2 separate regions of the Mus musculus genome follow, and region 2 is linked to region 1. Evidence: chromatin contacts called from ENCODE Hi-C or POLR2A ChIA-PET data. All regions are on one chromosome and are shown on one strand. The core of a region is the stretch at or near the end of the contact, and the rest is flanking DNA. Distances in the headings are between cores, read along the strand shown.

The links. Hi-C counts contacts between places; a loop is a spot of excess contacts on that map. ChIA-PET counts read pairs that join two places held with the same protein, here RNA polymerase II (POLR2A).
Region 2: a loop to region 1 is called in a map of v-Abl transformed pro-B cells, with 3 times the contacts of the local background. The contact joins the enhancer-like site here to the promoter of Ppp1r32 in region 1. A Hi-C loop is called at or near these places in 19 of 37 maps with a recorded cell type or tissue (ES-E14, T-helper 2 cell, adrenal gland and 6 more). POLR2A ChIA-PET finds 5 or more read pairs at or near these places in 2 of 5 experiments (Patski and embryonic stem cell).

Annotation. Positions count from the first base shown.
Region 1 is chr19:10,480,275-10,486,254 of GRCm38, reverse strand. It overlaps Ppp1r32 (protein phosphatase 1, regulatory subunit 32), which reads left to right and starts at 3,327. Exons shown (of 14, transcript NM_133689.2): 1 at 3,327-3,427; 2 at 3,887-4,022; 3 at 4,435-4,552; 4 at 4,818-4,971. The coding sequence starts at 3,914.
Region 2 is chr19:10,338,108-10,344,050 of GRCm38, reverse strand. No RefSeq gene overlaps it. Among named protein-coding and RNA genes, the nearest start is that of Gm30263, 25 kb to the left of the region's middle. Within about 2 kb of position 2,155, at least 1 of the 3 ENCODE cell types and tissues checked has a DNase peak (open chromatin) inside an H3K27ac peak, as active enhancers do; it is heart, where a contact is called at or near this core.

The DNA.
Region 1 (5,980 bases), core at 2,078-4,577:
GAGCTCAGTCTCCCTAAGAGAACTTTCTTTCGACCCATCACACGACCTTGTCTGAGATCCAGTGGAATTCCTGTCTTTATCTGTTTGGCCCAACCCTTTGCCTAGTGTCTTGGGAGATGGCTCAGTACGTAAAACACTTACCCCACAAGCAGGATGGCCTGAGTTTGGACACTTAGAAACCATATATAAAGCTATGCATGAGAGAAGAATCTTTTAATTCTTCCCATGGCAGGATGGGAGACAGAGACAGGCAGATTCCTGGAAGCTCAGGGACCAGATAGCACGACTTATGTGGTAAAGTTCCAGACCAATGGGAGACTGGGTATCAAAAATATGTGGAAAGAGCCTACAATGGTTAGTGTTCAGTTGTCATCGTGACAGGACATAGAATTTACTGGGAAATGGGCCACAGGGTCATATTGCTTTGTTTTTTGATACAATCTCTCTCTCTCTCTCTCTCTCTCTCTCTCTCTCTCTCTCTCTCTCTCTCTCTCTCTCTCTCTCTCTCTCTCTCTCTCTCTCTCTCCAGGCCTGTCTGTCTATCCTGGAAATAGATACATAGATAGGGCTTCAAACTCACAGAGGTATCCCTCCCTCTCTGCCCCTGGATTAATTGATGTGGGAAGATCTATTAAAATTAAGGATGAGACCGTTCCCTGGCCAGGGAGGGTACCCTAGACCGTATAAAATGGAGAAAGCTACCTGAACGGTAGAATGTATTCACTTGCTGTCTTAGAGGGCATAGGATTTCCTGGAGCTGGAATTACAGATGACTGTGAGTCACCTGAAATGACATTCTCTTCAAGAATGGAAAGTGCACTTAACTACTAAGCCACCTTTCCGGGCTCCGCTGTCTGCTATCTGCTTGTGCATGCAATGAGACCAGCTACTTCAGGTTTCTGTTACTTTGAATTCTCTGCCATGCAGGACTATACCCTTGGACCTGAATAAGCCCTTTGTCCCTAGAGTTGCTCTTTTCAGAGTATTTTGTCACAACAACAGGAAAAGAAACTGAGACAGTGGCTAAGTTCAGACACTAAGGCTGCCCGTTGACATGCACATGCATGCATACATACATTTACACACACACACACACACACACACACACACACACACACACACACACATACACACACACACACCATCTGGCTGGGATGGTTTGAATATGCTTGGCCCGGGGAGTGACACTATTAGGAGGTGTGACCTTGTTGGAGTAGGTGTGGCTTTGTTGGGGTAGGTGTGTCATTGTGGGAGTGAGCAGCCTTCAGAAGAAGATGTACAACTCTCAGCTCCTCCTGCACCATGCCTGCCTGGACACTGCCATGCTCCCACCTTGATGATAATGGACTGAACCTCTGCACCTCTAAGCCAGCCCCGGTTAAATGCTGTCCTTATAAGACTTGCCTTGGTCATGGTGTCTGTTCACAGCAGTAAAACCCTAACTAAGACGCCACCTCTCTCCAGAGTTTTCCCCTAACCCAGTAGATGGCCTTTATCTACTGGTGCTTGGCTAAGTGGTTCACAGTAACCTCCATTTTCCAGGAGGGACTGGAAACACATGCCCTGTATCAAGTCTCATATGTATTCAGTGACAAAGCCAGAGCTTGTGTCATGTCTGAGCTCATGATTCTGAGCTCAGGCTTTGACCTCTTCTCCAGGGGTGCCTTTGCTCTTTGCCCTAAGTGGGCCCCACCAGTGGCAGTCGCAATCTTACCATGTTTCATGTATGGAGCACCCATGAGCCTCTTTGTTGGAAAGCTGGGAGCTGCTTATTGGAGGCAAGGCTGCGTGCGTTCAGTCCTCTGGCCCGGTAACAGAGTCATGACTTTGGAGGGGGAGAATTCAGTGGGCCTCAGTTTGTCCTGAAGCCCTCCTAGACCATGATAACTTCTGAATCCGGAGTAAAGTGTGCTCGTGATCCCTGGTGCTGGTGGGGCTGATGTGGGATGTAGTAGGATTTGTTTCATGTGCCTGGCCCATATATGTGCTTATATCCTAGGCAGCACAGCCCCTTTCCCTCGGTCTTCCTTTTCTTCTGGTATCCCAGAAGAGAAGCTCACATTCTTGTAATAGCTAAAGGTTGGAAATCTACAGGCTGGCTGTTAAGCCCTGCTGTGTTAAAAGTTAAATTATTTAGCTGAGCAGTGGTGGCACATGCTTTTAATCCTAGCACTTGGGAGGCAGAGGCAAGTGACTTGAGTCCAGTATGGTCTACAGAGCAAGTTACACAGCTAGGGCCACACAGAGCAACATTGTCTCAAAAAATACCAAAACAAAAACAAAACCCAGAACCAAACAACATCAACAACAAAACCAACCAACCAAACAAACAAACAAAAACTAAAACAGTATTTAAGGTTCCCATTTGGGACACTGAACTGGCTGTTTGCAAGTAGCCATGATGGTGGAATTGGCAGATACTGAGCAGAGTTCTTCTCCACCCCTGGAGATCCAACTGTCACAATGTTTACAAGACTGAAAACCAACTTGAGGCTTGCATGCTGTTAACTGAAGTCTCTGCAGAGCTGGCCGGGAGCCTTTAGACCACAGCTTGCAAGTAAGTACCAGTGTTGCCCCTTCCTTTCAGCAGGTGTTGAACCCCTATCACCAGTCCTAAGTCACATACTTGACTAAGATAAGAAGTGACAGTGTAAAGAGGAAAGACAGCTCATCAAAGCCAACAAACAGGTCTGGTTGGAGCCTCAATTTTAACCACTGCTATGGTTATTGGCCATGTACCAAGAGCCCCAAGCTCATGGGGGAATCTGGGAAATTGTAAGAGGTAATGTGTGTAAAAAGGCTTAGGACAGATTTAGCTGGAGCAGAATATAGTAAAGATTAATTTACCAAGAGGCATAAAAGTGGGATCAGGATCCACCCAAGTGGAATCGCAACTATTTTGTTTCTTTTCCTTTTGGGGGGGGGTGGTGTTTTGTTTTGTTTGTTTTTTGAGATCTCTGGCCAGTCCAGTTGCTTTGCCTGTCTAAGCCTCTTGTTCCCCAGTGAAGAGAGGATAATAATAGCTACCTGGAAGAGCCGCTAGGAGGCTGGAGATAAAAGATGTAAAGTATCCACCGTGAGAAGTGGATACTTTGTAAATGGGAGAGATTGTCCAGGATTATCTTTTATTTCACATCAGTTAGACAAGCAACTCTTCGTGGTCTTGTCCAGGCAGCGTGGGACAGAGCCATGGAGGAAGGGCCAAATTTGTGCTATGCCTGGACTTCCCTTCCTAGACAGGTCAGCCCCTCAGTGGGCCATGGTTTGAGAAGGACTTCAGAGGCTTGGGACGCTGTTGCTAGGTGCTGGTTGCTAAGCAACACTCTGTTTCTTCTAGCTTGGCCATCTCCACCTCAGGAGGGCCAGCTTCTCTTGAGCAGCTCCAGCCTCTTGTGGCCTCTGCCGACCTCAGAGCTTGCTGCAGAGGGTAGGTGAGGGTGGGGCCTACTGTGTAGGGCCCCAGGAGAGCAAAGTCAACTTCCACAGGGAGGTGGGCGGGGGGAAGGAACTGAGTAAGAGATGGGGTGGGGGCGGGGCAGGTCTGGCAGGAGAGAAAGCTCAGGCAGGCGGTCATTTGGTCATGTACTCTCTAAGAAGCACATATAGGAGGTCAGACCAGAGGACTAGGAATTGGAGACCTCTTGTTAAGATCTTCAATTCATTTCTCAGCATCGTTTCTTGGCTCTAAAGTGGGGGCATTCGAATGTTGGTAAGAGACATGCCAGTGTGAGAGTTGAAGATGGGTTCTTTGTTTGACTTGGGATGCAGTTTCCAGAAACGGGAACAGGGCCTGTGAGGATGACTCGGGCCTCTGAGGGGGTGACTGTCATTGCAGAGGTTGAAGCCTGGGGTCAGGACTCACGAGATCTCCTGGGTTTCTTTTCAGGCCCGTGGGGCCCCTGCCTCACACATCATGATGGGGAAACTCCCTCTTGGGGTTGTCTCTCCATATGTGAAGATGAGTTCGGGGGGATGCTCTGACCCTCTGAAGTTTTATGCTACCAGCTACTGTACAGCCTATGGTGAGGACTCCTCTATGGGGTGCTACCTTCAGGACCCTGTATGGGAAGAGGGACCAGGAGAGGCACACACTCTAGGTCAATCTGAGCAGAGAGTGACCTGCCACATAGAGTGGCTCCATTCCCTGAGCCCAAGGCTCACACAATCAAGCTGGCCTTGTCTGGCTGTCCCCTTCCTTGGTCCTGTCACTGAAGTATGTCTGCACATGGCTCCTGTGACCCCATGCCACTGGCTCTGTTCTCTGGCATCATAGTCCTCCACGGGCCAGGCCTACACAGCTCCCAACACCTGGGTTGTTAGGAGTTCCCCTGGCTTAGGGTTCCTTAGGCCCTGGTGGCTGCTGGCTCTGCTTGGGAAGCCACTCCTCACCCTTCTGGTGGCCTTTGGTCCTGTTTCCTTCTTGCCCCTTGGCAGGTCGGGAGGAGTTTAAGCCCCGCCTGGGAAGCCATGTAGGCACAGGCTACAAATCCAACTATCGGCCCCTGGTCTCCTACCAACCGCACCTGGACACCCTGGACAATCCTGCCATAGGGTACAGTTTCCATTACTCCTTGTCTCCCTCCTCTGCTCTGCTGGATCTTAAATATTAGAGATGTCATTGCCCCAGGCTCCAAAGCAAGGCCTGAATGGCTCTGGGCATGCTGCCCAGTTTTGGCCCCGGGGCCAAGAAGGACTCTTAAAACATTTGGGAGAAGGATGGGAGATGATGCTCCTGGGAATAAGTACTGCAGCCCTCAACCCCAGAACAAAGAAGGTGGCCCTGGGGGGCCCATCTCTTGCTTCCTCCCACCCCTTAGGCAACAAATCCGAGACACTTCCAAGTCTGTGACCAGTCAGAGCTACTCTCCCCTAGAAGTGCCCGATGGTAAACAACCCCTGCCCTGGAACCTGCACCAGACAACCTCCAGCTACGGGCGAGAAAAACTCAACCCTGGACCACATTCCAAGGAGGTCAGTGCTGGGTCCAGGCTAGACAGGAGTGAGCCCCAGGATGTGTGCAGCAAGACAGGGAGGGTGGGTTCCTCTAGCAAGCTGAAGTAGCACCTCTACCCATTGCATAGAGCTGAGAAGACATAGCCTGGAGGAGCCAAAGTGTAGGGTGAGGGGTCGCTCCCCACTGTGGTCCTGTCTTTATCCCGATATCCCCACTGCCACTCCCTCTCCCTGCAGCCGTGTCAACACCCTCACCCCTACTCCATCCTCACAGATACCAGGATCCTAGTCATACATTCAAACCCTTTGCCACTACCCTCATTGCCTCGAGGTCACTGTCACAGTCACCCCGACCTCTTCACTTCTGTCATCATTGTTACCACCATTCAAGTCACCTCCATGGTCATGAGGATAGGTAGCCATGCATCCAAGCAATGTCCTCTGAATACATTGCACATTTGGAGGGAGTGGGCTTAGGCTGTAGCTCAGTGGGTCTCACACTTGCTGAACACATTCATGAAGTTCTGAGTTCCATCCCCCAGTGCTTCATAAACCAGACACAGTGGTCTATGCCTGTAATCCCAGCGCTGGGGATAGGGAGGCAGCAAGATAACAAGTTCAAAGTTATCCTTAGCTACACATCAAGTTTAAGGCCAGCCTGGGCCACATGAGGCCATATCTCAATGTAACTAATGACGACGATGATAGCAGGAGATATGGTTAAGGGTGTTTTCTGCTTTTCCAGAGGATGTGAGTTCCTTCCTGGGTCTCCAGCTCCTGGGTATCTGATGCCCTCATCTGATCTTTGTGGCATATACAAGCTCAGACACATAAAATACTAACAAATCTCCTTTTCTCATTTTTGGTTTCTTTTTTTCTTTCTTTCTTTTTTGTTTTTGTTTGTTTGTTTGTTTGTTTATTTGAGAACAGGGTTCCTCTGTGTAATCCTGTCTGTCCACAAACTAGCTATATAGCAACGTAGACCAGGCTGGCTTCAAACTCACAGAGATCTTCCTGCTTCTGTCTC
Region 2 (5,943 bases), core at 906-3,405, 140 kb after region 1:
CGGTGGCGTGCTCATGATGCTGATGACGTACAGGCAGCTCATGCTTTGTGGGCAGGTTTCAGGCACCACACAATGTCCTAAAATTTGACATATGTTGAGTCACCTTTCGCTCACAATGCCTTAGGAGACATGATCGTGAACTGGAGGCCTGGCTGGGTCAAAGCCCTGGGACTCTCAGAACTGGTGGTAGAATAGGGCTCCCACCCAGGCAGTCTGAATCCATTTGTTCACCCTGCACCCCTTCACCTCCAACCATGGGTCCTTCTGCCTCACCCCTGTGACCTGTTTCTCCCAGGCCTGGGATGTGCTGTCCACTGGAAGGTGATGTTGGGAAGAGGGATGTGGGCCCGGAGTGCCCTTACCAGCTCTCCAACCCCCCTTAAAGGCCCTGTGACCTCAACAAAATAAATATAAGAGTCAAAGAGACAGCTCAAGCTGCGGGGAAATGTTTTCTCAGCTGCCTCCTGCTCCTTTGCTTGCTCACCATCCAGTAAGGGATTCGGTGCATTGAGAAGTGGCCTTCAACAGCATCTCTCTGGGTGCCACAGTGGAAAGTTGTTCCTGTGAAGGTCAGAAACTAGGTTTCCATCCCAGCAAGGGGAAGAGGCGCGTGCACAGTCCCCTCATGGAAAGCTGATTATTGTAAGGGGTGACCTGGGGTCTTTGATACATGGTGGCTTTGTGACTAGTATTGTCATAGGGTGATCATTCAATCCTACCCATCCAGGAAGGACAAAAGGAACCAATAGGAGTATGGAGAGAAGGCTCGGAGGGTGAATGCACTTGCCGTTGAAACTTAGTAACACTGAGTTCAGTTCTTGAGATGTGATGACTCAAAGCTATTCCAGCAGAGATAGATGGCAGAGACAGGGGAATGAGCTGCAAGCTCATGGCCAGCTAGCCTGGAATACACAGCATAGTGGCAGGTACAAGGGTGGCCCAGCATTGAGTGGTAGAAGTTTCAGGGACCCTGGTGGTCCCAAGGCTCTGACTTGTAGATTAAGAAGACAAAGCTGTCTGGAGGGCTGACTGCCCTGGCACAGACATCTATCCACACCACCCATGCCACATGGCCGGGCGGGCATTCCACCGCTGCTTCCCCGGGGAAGATTCTGGAAAGGATTAACACCTGCTAATTTTCATGCAGAATCATCTAGCATGACTGAGGTGCTTATCAGATGTAAAATGGCCCATGTATAAGGGCTCTCGGGAGATTCATGAATGACCTGTATGTACTTAGAATACATTCATCTGAAAGAAACTAAAACTAAAACAAAAACAGAAACAACAACACAACCAACAAAGCAACAGTGGCCACATACTGTTTCCTTTTTTCTCCCAAGTAAACAGAAGGTGGAGGTATCTACTTCAGGGCTGGTATGGCAGTCCCACACGCGGGTACCTATATTAGTACTTGTTTCTTGGTCCCAAACGGCTGCTCCAGTTCCAACAAGCACGTGCACATTAAAGCACAGCAAAGAAGAAACAAGAGGTTTATACATCACAGAAGGACTATAGATATCTTAAGAGGAACTCAGGGATATGCTGGATCTGCCATCTTCATTTCAGGTGACTTTGTGTCCGGCTCAGCATCAGGAGTTCGGTGGGGAACACACTTGGAGCCAGCCGGCAGCCTCCGGCATCCCATAATCTGCCTCTGTTCCACAGGAAGGCTGGCTGTGTTTCCTGGCACTGTGCCCCCCAGCGGCCTTGAATCACTCGCTCTTTGTTCTTATGCCTTTCTTGTTCTTGGACATTCATCCCGTTCTCCAACACGCTGCCAGAAGTCCTGTAAGAGCGCGACTCTGCACGAAGCACAAAGCCTTCCCTCTGGCTTCCAAAGCCCCTTGGCCTTTGGGACCTGTCATCTGTCACAGCTCTGCTCACCTCTGCCCCACCCTCTGAGCCAGTGCCTGCCAAGAGTCCCCTCCTCAGCCCTCTGCAGGACTCCTAGCTGACCTTGAAGGCACACTACAGAAGGGTGCCTTGTATGTGTATCTTCCTCAGTCTCTAGGGAGCATCAGACTCCCTTTCTCTGGCCTCCCTTGGGCTTCCGGAGCCTTCCGTCATCTCTCTATTTATAGTTAGAGTCAGGTGGCTCTGGCCTCCACGTTGCTGGGTCTGGCTGGGAGAGCTGGTTCTGTCACCTGCCTGGGAAGCCTGGGATTTTCCAAAGCCATCCTGTGTCCCCCTCACTGTGCCAATGTCCCAGAGAGAAGCACCCACACCAGGGAGACCCTTACCACGCACACACCCTGCTGGCTGCTCCAGCCTTGTATCATGTGCGCCCCTCAGCTCATCACTTTTGAGACATAACTGGAGCACTCTGTGTAGTATTTTACCATTCTGTCACCATTCTGGTTTGCAGGCCTGGAGACCAGCACTCTCCTGCCCCTGAATGCCACAGTCTTGGTCTGTGACCTCCAGTTACCAAGCCTTTCTGAGCCTCTGCCATTTATAGCTGACTCCACTCTGATCTAACACATTGGGGTTCCCATGAGAACTGAGGCGGGTGATAATCGGCTCCCGGTCCTTGTGGATTTCATACCCTCCCTACCATTTCTCTGACCCCTGGAAACTGAAGGGAAGGATTGTTGTGCCTCTGGACCTTAACCCGAGGGCTAGCAGGCCAGCTAGCTTAGAAACCAAAGAAAGCCACTCTGGCTGAGGGTCCCGACGGCATTTGGTACCAACAGGGAGAACTGGCGCCTCCTAGTGGACAGCGAGAGAACGTCTTCCTGGCCATTCTGTGGTCCAGGCTAGAATGAATCCGAGACTGAAGTCAGGGTCCTTGTAGAGCCTCTCACTGCCAACTGGGACAAATCTCATCTCATTTAGCAAACCTCGAGTTCCTCAGTCTCCTAAGCTGAGATGATACCCCACACAGGATCACAGCAAAGCTTCCATCAGTGATTCCGAGACCAGCCTTGCACAGCGCTATTTCCTAGGTCCTCAGGGGCAGGAATTTGTTGGGAACCACAGGGCACTGGTAGTGAGGAGGTGAGAAGTCAGAGTTGTCGATGGGTGCTCTCTGGGTGCTGTTTCACTGTGACCTTGGACTCTGATGAATTAATCTCTCCCTCCAGCGCCGAGGTTTCTCAGAAGTTTTAGCTCCTATTAACATACCTGTCCCAGGAACAAGCTTACATCTGTATCCAATTAACCTCCCTGCCAACAATGATTCAATGAGTTCTTTGCCAGCGTTCACAGGGCTATCTCTGCTTTCCCTGGTCCTGAAAAGCAGAAGTATTGCATGAGCTACACCATGATGACTCTGTGGCAGGAGGGTCACAAGACACTGGCCTCTGGGGTGAACTTGGGGTCTTCTAGGAGTTGTGGCTGTTATGCTGAGCGGGCTCTAGCTGAGAGGCTGTATGGTTGGCTGTGGGTAGGGAGAAGAGACCCCCCTGTGAGTGAGTACCAGTGAATGTAAAAGGTATCTTTTGATACTTCTGGGTGGAAGGGAGCTTTCTGGAATGCATGCTGGGTATGGGAACAGTTCCTTTGTGGATTCCTTTGTGCTGGTGAGGCTGACAATGGGTGTTGCAGTTGGGGTGGGGGTGGGGGCTTCTGACTGGACCTGCTGAGACTGTCTGGGACCTCTTCGTATTAAGCTGTGCGTTCCTTTGGGATGGCTGGTCATGAGATAAGTGAGACTTGCAACTTGACCTCCCTTAGGATGGACCTCTCTTACAGTGACTCCCCGACTCATCTCTGATGTCCTAGGAAGCCCGAGGGGCCCTGGTAGAAGTGGGGTCTGAGGATCTGTAGGGGTTGCCCTCTTAGACCCATGCATTCAACAGTCCACCAGATTTTACTAAACACCTATTATGAGTGACTATAGATAAACCTATCAACAGGCAGTCTGATTGTGTAGTTGAGAGGAGACAGGATCCATAGGCTGGAAGGAGAGGCAGACTGAGCCTAGAGGAGTGGGTAGCTGGGAACAAGATCACCTTCCCTAAAGCCCCCACCCAGGAGTAAGGAAAGCAACGGGGACATCCTAGAGTCAGCAACCAGATCCCAAGCCTGACACCACCTTGGGGACAGACAGACAGAGGCAGCCCTAAGAGCTCCCAGTCCTTAGCTCCAGCCAAACTGCCTTTTTATCTTCTCTCTGCTCTCCCTCCCATGCCTGCCCTCACCAGTGCAGGTCTCCTGATTACCTGTCACCCATGAGATGTACCTCCTTGCCCTTCCTTGCCCTGCTGCCCCTTACCCTGGGTCCTACCTCCTCTCACCTTCCCTGGGGCGCTGGCCAACACCACCTCCTTTCCCATAGCTCTGCTCAAAACAGCTTTCTCTTTTGAAAGCTTCTCTCAGCCCAATTCTGTTCTGTCTTTTGGGCAGGGACCCTGGTGGGACCTCTGCCCACACCAGAGGCTCCCTGGCCCAGTGTGTTGCCATCCCTCCCTGAACAGGCTCTGTTGAAGTCGCTTCTTCTATTTTACAAAGGCCAGCAGGAGGCTGGGAGGGTTTTCATGGAGCCGCAGAGCTGCAGAGCTGCGTGCCTGCATCGGATTTGTGCTTTAGAAGTTCACTAGGGCTGGCAGAGGCGAGATGAGGGCACAGGGCTCCTATGATTGCTAGGCAGGGAGGTTGTGAGGGCAGGGGGAGGGGAGGACTTCTCTCAGTACAGCCTTTGCTTTTTCAGAGGTCTCTGAGCCTGGCTCTGCATGAGCAAGTCATGTGTCTGACTCCCTGCCTCCCAGCCCCAACCAGGAGAGTAAAAATTCAAATCCCTCAGATGAGAGTAAAAGGATCTTTGGTGCCAGGGGCAGGATTGTAAAGAATTTTTTTAAGTGCACAAAAAAAGGTCATAATGTAAAATTTAGTATCTCAGCCCCACTCCTGCCTGCTTGAGAGACAAGGCCTTGCCCTATAACCCAGGCTGGCCTTGAACGAGATATCTTCTGAAGTGCACGAGTCACAAGCCTAGACCATTGTCTTGAATTCATACTGAGTGTTTTAGGGTCTCATTAGCTCAGACTGGCTTTGTATTCACTGTGCATTTATCTAAGGCTGGCCTTGGACTTCTAAGTCTCCTGCTTCTTTACCTCCTGAGTGCTGGATCCAGGTATGCCCCATTGTACCTATCTTACGCAACACTTAGTGCTGGATTCAGGTGGGCCCCACTGTACCCGACTTACACAACACTAAGTGCTGGGTCCAGGTGTGCCTCACTGTACCTGACTTACACAATGCTGGGGATTGAACCGAGGCCCTTGTGCTTGATAGGCAAGCATTGTGTCAACTAAGCCATATCCCCAGCCTCAATTTTAGCTGCTTTTTGTTTGTTGTTTTTGTTTCTGAATCAGGGTCTCACGTGTTGCTCTGGTTGGCCTCAAACTCACAGAGATCCACCTACTTCTGCCACCCAAGTGCTGGGATTAAGGCGTGTGCTACTACACCAAGCAACTGCTTTTTCGACATTTATTTGTGCGTGGGCTGGGTGGCCTATGATTGTATGTGGGCACGTGCCATGTCGTGGTATGTACGAACATTAGGGGACAGACAGTTTTTAGGAGTTGGTTCTCTCCTCCCTCCACGTGGGTCCGAGGATTGAACTGCAGCCACACAGTTGGTGTCCCTTGCCTTTTGGACACCCCTTGTTTTTGTGTTCAGTCCAGTAGTAAATATCCGATTGTGCATCAGGTCTCTAGAGCTTTCCCACGCTGCAAAGGTGCAGAGCCTCTGCACTTGCTACACAGCCTCCCTTCCCACTCTCCTGCCCTTTGTCCACCTCCCGTATGTTTCACTGTCTATATAAATGAGTACTTTCTGCTCCCTCTGAGAGTATCCATCACTATCTTTCTTTTGTGACTCAAGAGTCTATACATTCCTCAGTCTTCAGGTCGTTCTGAGGCAGCTGGTATACAAGCTCAGGTTTGAAAAACAGTGGCTTGTTGTCACCCAAGCTGAAGGTCCTCTCCCCCTTGCTTC